2 separate regions of the Homo sapiens genome follow, and region 2 is linked to region 1. The links are chromatin contacts, found by Hi-C in ENCODE. All regions are on one chromosome and are shown on one strand. The core of a region is the stretch at or near the end of the contact, and the rest is flanking DNA. Distances in the headings are between cores, read along the strand shown.

Evidence for each region. A loop is a pair of places that touch in the nucleus more often than their neighbours do. Pooled maps may share reads with other maps.
Region 2: a map of CD8-positive, alpha-beta T cell shows a loop between it and region 1 (15-fold over the local background). The contact joins the promoter of GALNT2 here to the promoter of PARP1 in region 1. A Hi-C loop is called at or near these places in 2 of 168 maps with a recorded cell type or tissue (CD8-positive, alpha-beta T cell and naive thymus-derived CD4-positive, alpha-beta T cell) and 6 of 50 pooled maps.

Annotation. Positions count from the first base shown.
Region 1 is chr1:226,406,121-226,409,644 of GRCh38, reverse strand. PARP1 (poly(ADP-ribose) polymerase 1) reads left to right here and starts at 1,552. Exons shown (of 23, transcript NM_001618.4): 1 at 1,552-1,835. The coding sequence starts at 1,716. RefSeq lists a cis regulatory region at 957, enhancers at 885-1,029, 1,208-1,337, 2,928-2,987 and silencers at 1,368-1,627, 1,878-1,977.
Region 2 is chr1:230,065,621-230,069,144 of GRCh38, reverse strand. It overlaps GALNT2 (polypeptide N-acetylgalactosaminyltransferase 2), which reads right to left and starts at 1,907. Exons shown (of 16, transcript NM_004481.5): 1 at 1,739-1,907. The coding sequence starts at 1,864. RefSeq lists enhancers at 98-177, 2,532-2,691 and silencers at 1,092-1,151, 1,592-2,401.

The sequences.
Region 1 (3,524 bases), core at 303-2,802:
CCACTTCAGCCTCCCGAGTAGATGGGACTACAGGCACCTGCCACCACCCCCAGCTAATTTTTGTAGAGACAAGGTTTTGCCATGTTGTCCAGGCTGGTCTTGAACTCCTGGGCTCAAGGGATCCGGCCACCTCAGCCTCCCAAAGTGCTAGGATTATAGGCATGAGCCACTGTGCCCAGCCTACCTTCAACGTATCTAACTGGTTACTAACTTTTAGGATTCGGCCTATGTCTCACAACCTTCTTGCTTACTCAACATCCTTGTCTCTTAAGCCACTAGCTTCTTCTCTATGGTTAACACTTTTTATGAGTTTTATTCATCTGCTTATTTTTCTTATCCTCTATACCAGAATTGAATATTTTCAAATAAAGCACACTCATGTTACAATCTTTGAAATGAAAAAAAAAAATGCATAGGATTAGAAAAGAAACCAATTTTAATAAACTATATTTTGAAGTATAGTTCTATATTAAACAACAAGATCTAGGCCAGGTGCAGTGGCTCATGCCTGTAATCCCAGCAATTTGGGAAGTCGAGGTGGGAGGATTGCTTGAGGCCAGGGGTTCAAGACCAGCCTGGGCAACATGGAGAGATTCCCCATCTCTTTCTTTACACACACACACACACACACACACAAAATATCTGATAGCAACAGGTGCAGTCATTACCACAATTTCGAGTAGTGATGAGCTTAATAATATTTCGAGTTATCACCAACAACTGTAAAGTAACATGAAAACGTCTGTGATGACTATTGCCCACAAAGTCACAGGTACTGCTAATACTCCTGGTATTTGTAGTCAAATTCATAATAAAGGAAATGCTAGGTTTCAGTTGGTATTTTGTCCCGACGGTCTGTGGACGGCAGGTTAGAACGCCCGTCCAAGCCAGGAGGGTGGACCTAGCACTGCAGGGTCCACCTCGGGCCAATCAACTATATTCCCGAGGCGGGGGCCTGCGCTTCCCGGACCCAGCTGCCCTCAGGGGAGAGAGGACACACTTAAGAGTTTGGGGCCGGCGTGGTAGCTCATGCCCCTGATCCCAGCACTTCGGGAGGCTGAGGCGTGAAGATCACTTGTAGCAGGAGTTTGAGACCAGTCTAGCCAACTTGGCGAGACCCTGTCCCTAAAAAAAATTTTTTTTTAATTAGCCAGTTGTGGTGAGCGCCTGTAGTCCCAGCTACTCGGGAGGCTGAGGTGGGAGGATCGCTGGGCTCAGGAGTTCCAGACTGCAGTGAGCCATGATGGCGGCACTGCACTCCAGCGCGGTGAGACTCAGTCTCAAAAATAAAAGGGGGAGGGGTTGGGGGTAAAATTAGTTGTGAAATCAAGTAAGACTTCCTGGGACAGAACAATCAAAGGGGTGGCGCCGGGTCCTCCAAAGAGCTACTAGCTCAGCCCAAGCCCCGCCTCGGCCCCCAGGGCAGCGGCCCGCAGAGCTCCACCCGGCAGGCGCCCGGGAAACTCCGCCCCCCGGCCGGCAGGGGGCGCGCGCGCCGCCGGCCCCGCCCCGTGGACGCGGGTTCCGTGGGCGTTCCCGCGGCCAGGCATCAGCAATCTATCAGGGAACGGCGGTGGCCGGTGCGGCGTGTTCGGTGGCGGCTCTGGCCGCTCAGGCGCCTGCGGCTGGGTGAGCGCACGCGAGGCGGCGAGGCGGCAGCGTGTTTCTAGGTCGTGGCGTCGGGCTTCCGGAGCTTTGGCGGCAGCTAGGGGAGGATGGCGGAGTCTTCGGATAAGCTCTATCGAGTCGAGTACGCCAAGAGCGGGCGCGCCTCTTGCAAGAAATGCAGCGAGAGCATCCCCAAGGACTCGCTCCGGATGGCCATCATGGTGCAGGTGCGGGCCGCTGTGCGGGCGGCGGGGCGGGGACGCGGCGCCCCGGGTTAACTGTGTCCGGGAAGGCTGGGGGAGGGCGGGCCCAGGGAGCGAGCGGGCCCGGGCCCTCGGAGCGGCACTTGGGGCCTATGGGGCCGCGGCCGCCCCTCCTCCCGAGCGGCCCGGCCGACCCTTCCGGAAGGTTTTGCTGATGTTGCAGGAAAAGCCCGGGAAATAAAGTCTGCAGCTGGTGTTGCCTTTCGCTTTGTGAAAACGAGGAGCCTCTTCTCTTCTCCTTTCTGGGTGGCGGTGTTTTATTACTGCCGTTCGCCTCAGGGGTTGGGGGGGAATTGTACATGGTCTCTTTAAGCTAATCTGATTTTGACCTATCTTGTTCTGGAGGGTTTTTGTTCTACATGGATGGTGGCGACTGACATGTGGGTTTTTTTTTTTTTTGTTAAACCTATTTTTGGCAGTCATTTCAACACGTCATTTAAACGCTCACTCTCATTTTTTATTTTAATTAGGCAGAACTATGCAGAAAGGTGTCATTTCTGTACAGTACATTCACTTTGAGCCTAATTTGTGCTTTAAAGTAACATTTTCCCCAAATTTTCCAGATTCACAGACGCGTTCTCTTGGTGCATTTGCAGCTGTCTGGTTTGAGTAAGAGTGGCTCCAGGGGGGTTTCTCATGTGGGCTTTTTGATAGATTGAATCCCCTTCTGAGGTTTCCTGAGCCTTCTGTGAGGTGGTGGGCTTGAAGGCCCCTGTCATTTCCCAGGGGCTCCTGCCTCCAGCTTCCAGTTTGCCGATGTCTACCTTTGTATTAATAATTCTGGTTCTCATCTGCCCTGTTCCTCCTCGCTTCCAACATATTACCCAAGCTTAGTGCTCATGGTCAAGGTAGCTTGATTTTCCTCCCTTCCATGAGCTGTAATGTGTTTTAGGAATGACCAGATATCCCTCAGTGGATTTTCAGTACTTAGTACAAGGGAGGGCGACATTTACCGAGTGGATACCCAAGTGCCAGGTGTACTTCCGTTATCTTATTTCACAATATGCCTGTCATCTTGGTGTCCTCGGGGCATACCTAAGTCAGTACGTGGCACACAGTGCTTATTTGGTAGGCATTTTTTAAGTTCTAAGCACTCTGTTAGGTTTTAAGGACACAGAATCCACCTTTGGGAATTTCCAGTTTGGTTAAACGGGAAATGACTGGTAAACAAACGTTACCGTAAGAGAGGATGGATGCCACCTGATGGAGCTGTGCTCTAGGCATTGTGTGCCTAGGAGTCCGAGATGACCCAGCTAAGGGTGGAAGCTTGATTAGGAGTCGTTAATTCACAGAAGTGGAGCAGAAAGATGAGAATAGGGAAGTAGACAGGGCCTACAATTTGAAGAGCCTTGTTGCCCACTAAGGAACCTAGAACTTACTTTGAATATACAAGGCAGCCTGTTATGAAGTTCTCACTCCTGGTGCAGGAGCTCTTAACCCAGGGTCTGTGGGATGGTAGGTAGAAGGCAAGAGGTCCATGAGTTTAGATAAGAAAAAATTGATATCTCCATCTCCACTAACCTCTAGATAAAATTATTTCCTCTAATCATAAATGTAAGCAGCAAAGCAAAGGCATATTAGCAGTCCCTATTTTTTTTTCACCAGTGATAATTACAGATATTTTCATATCACTTTACAGTTGGAAGTTTTTCA
Region 2 (3,524 bases), core at 658-3,157, 3.7 Mb before region 1:
GCACGCTTGCTCTTTCTAATCACGTGTACTAATGAAAGTGGCAGACTAAGGAAAGAGAAACGCCAAGGGTGGCTTATGTGTTTGGTTTTCTTTGCATGAAAGGCAGAAAGCTTTGCCAGGTCTCACCAGCACACCAGGCTATGCAGAGTGGCCAAGGCACAGTTTACCGGGAAGCAAAGTTTTAAAAATCATTCCAGTTTTACACGATTATATCTCTGAATGGACTGCACGGCTTTTGCTGCCTGCATGCTCTTTGCTGTTCAAGAATAAACCAAGTCTTCGCGTACATATACTACCTATACCATTTTTTACAAAAACAACGCTAAGAGTACAATGTCAGCTCAGAAGCTAGGCCGATTCAGCACGTGGAAAGAGGGCTTTATTTCTGCCCTTCTAGATAAAACAAATCCACGTAATTTACCAGAAACCACATAAGGCACCCATTCCACCTAACATCTTCGGCTATGAATGAATGAATGAAGCAAAGAAAAAACCTCTGAAGCAGCCAAACCCCGGCGTGGACATTTAGGGGTCTGACTTCAGAACTGAAGTCTGTTCATCTAGTTAGTTCCCTCTGGCTTGTTTCAGGATACCACTCTCTTGTTCCAACCCAACCACCCGTAGTCCATCTCCATTAACTCAGAATTTTCTGGGTTTGCGGTGACACTAAATGTCACAGTAACGAGGGTTACAGGAATTCGGAAAAGATAACGCTGCTTTCAAAGCCGAGGAGCCAGTAAAACACTACAAACGTCCCCTGCCGGCATGCTCCAGCACACAGCCCGACGCCCTGCTCTCCCGGCCGGCGCTCGGCCGCAGGACCGCGCTGTCCCGGCTCCTCTCGGCGCTCACCATCCTCCCGAATGCCCAGGGCCCGGCCGTCCGGAGCGGCGGCACGAGGACGCGGAACCGCAGAGCGGCTCACACGGTCCCCACAGCCAGATCACTCGGCCCCTGGAGCATGTTAAAAACACAGCCACAGAAGAGGGATTCTCCCTGAAGCGGGGAGTGGGGATGGAAAATGCAAGCGCAGGAGGCCACGTCCGGCTCGCGCGGGAGGGCCGGGGGCCGGGTTGGGCAGAGGGTAACGCTGGGGCCGCAAGGGAACGGCCGGGACTGGCCTCGCTCGGGGCGCAGGGGCGCACTGGCCCCTGGCTCGCACGGGCCCTGGGGCTTTACTTGGCACGGGAGCGGCCGCCCCTGCCCCCCAAAGGTAAAGGGCAAAGAAGGTGGCAGAAACACGGAACCCACGCCCCGCGGAGTGACAGGGGGAAAGGGACGAGGATTTGCAGCCGCTGGTATCAAAGGGCTGAAAAGAAACTTGGACTCCTCTCTCCTGCTGTACATGACGCGTTGGAAAAGCGGTCGCCTCTCTCTCCTCTCCTCCCCACCCCCTTTGTGTTTCCCAACACCCCCATCCCTAAACTTCCAACCGCAGGGGATGGGGCTCCCGGCGGCCGGACAAGACTCGAATTACGACGAGCAGAGAGAGGGGCGACGTCCACGAGAGGGGGCAGAGAAAGGCTGCGGGGGCCGCCCTTTCGGAGCCCGGCGTGCGCAGAGGGGCCGGGTGCACCCCTGCCCTGGGCACTCGGCGCGGAGGCCCGGGACGAGGGCGGGCGACGCGAGCGGAGGTCCGGGCGGAGGAGCGCAGGGGCGGCGCGGAGAGGGCAGGGGACAGGGGCGCAGGGTGGGGGGTGGGCGCAGGGGCCCGGCCGCGGCAGGGCGCTCCACTCACCTTCCTGCCGGCGCCGCCGCCCGCGCCCCCGGCCAGCGCAGAGCCGCCCCCCGAGTACATGTAGTAGGCGATGCCCAGCACCCACAGGAAGGCGAAGCAGAGCAGCATCCGCGAGCGCCGCCGCATTCTCCCAACTCGGCCGCCGGCGGGGCCGCCGCTGCTCGCGAGTGCTGCCTGGGCCGGCCGCGGGCGCGGTGGGGGCCGGGGGAGGAGCGGAGGAAGGGGAAGGGCGCGGCGGCGGCTCCTCCTCCCGCGCGGTGCTACTGCTCGGCGGCGGCGCGCACTCGGCGCCCGAGCTCCGCCCCGGGCCGGCGGCGCCGCGCGGCACCAGAGCAGGAAGCAGCGGCCTCGGAGGCGGCGAGGGGGGTCAGGGAGCAAAGGGCGACCAATCGGCGGCGGCTGCGGGGGCCGGGGCGCGGGCCGCGGGAGGGGACTGCCGCGTCTCCATGGCTGCAGCACGCCGGGCTCCGCCGTGAGGGCCTGGGCGCCGCCCCGCCCCCGGCCGCCCGCCCCTCAGCGTGCTCCCCCCGCCGGCCGCCCCCTCCCCCGTGAGTGACAGGTGGCTGCCCCGGGACCCGACTGGAGCGCGCGCACACGTGGGCAAAGAGCCTTGCTCACGCACACGGGGCCTCTCGATTACGGGGGCGGTAGTGGCCTCGGTGCTTCCTGCCCAGACTGTCACCTCTTCAGCCTTGGTCTTTGGGGCCACCTCAGACCCTTAACGGGCTTGCTCTTATTGGCCAACTGACCTGAGTTTTTGGTGCAAACCGCCCGCTTGAACCCGACTTTGCTGCTGCTTGCTGCAGTTTTCTCACTAATCTTGCAGCAAAACATTCCTGACCCGCTGGTATCGATTTTATTTATCTATATAGGCAGATGTGGAGGTTTTGAGTTGGTAGGAACTGAGAAGGTAATTTTCAAAAGAACATTTTTCTGTGGGTGACAGAGCTATCAATGGTAGAGTTGTTCTTTTCAATAAACACAAAATGAGGAAGAAGGAAAGCAATAATATATTGTTTAAAATCTTTTCTTTCTCATTCGTTGCGTTCTTTAAAAAGCACATTAAGCATCTTTAACGATACAAGAAAACGATCTGTCTTGTAACATAATCTATGTAACCTTGGTGATGCCCTTGCAACACGCAAAGCTTCCAGTGTTCCTAAGAAAGACAGAAATTTTACTTAGAACTTGATATATTAAATGTTTTCAGGAGCTTCTCGGTCAGAGGATAATGGCAGCTGCCTGATATAAGTCCGTACCCATATCCTCAACGAAACAAAAACAAGCCTTCAGCATTACTTAGAGAGAATGCCATGAACTGAACATTAAATTACTTAAGTAGAAGAAAGAAAAGATACCAAATTCCAACTGAGCTCCCTCCACTATTGCCAAGGACTTAAGTGAAGTACAGGGTTGTCACCTCTTTATAAATAGAAAGTCCAACACCAAGAACTAAAAACTGAACAGAGGTCAGGTGCCTTATTGATCAAGGGAAGAGATTTGAAAGAAAATGGGACAAGAGGTGAGAGGCTTGAAGGAGCCTTGTTTCTGGGAAAAAGTCAGATAAATACGAAAAGAAGATAATGTCCTTCAGAGGCCTGACAATGAAGGGAAAGAAGGAAGTCAGAAGGGAAAATTACAAATCCTGCAGAAATGAAAGAGAAGACAGCCAGTCCCCTCCCCAAACACCAACATTATCTATTAAAAACTGCATTTCAGTACACAGATAAAAGAAAACACTCTTGAACCGGGAACCCTGCCTCAAAATGCCTAGTAACAGAAAAAC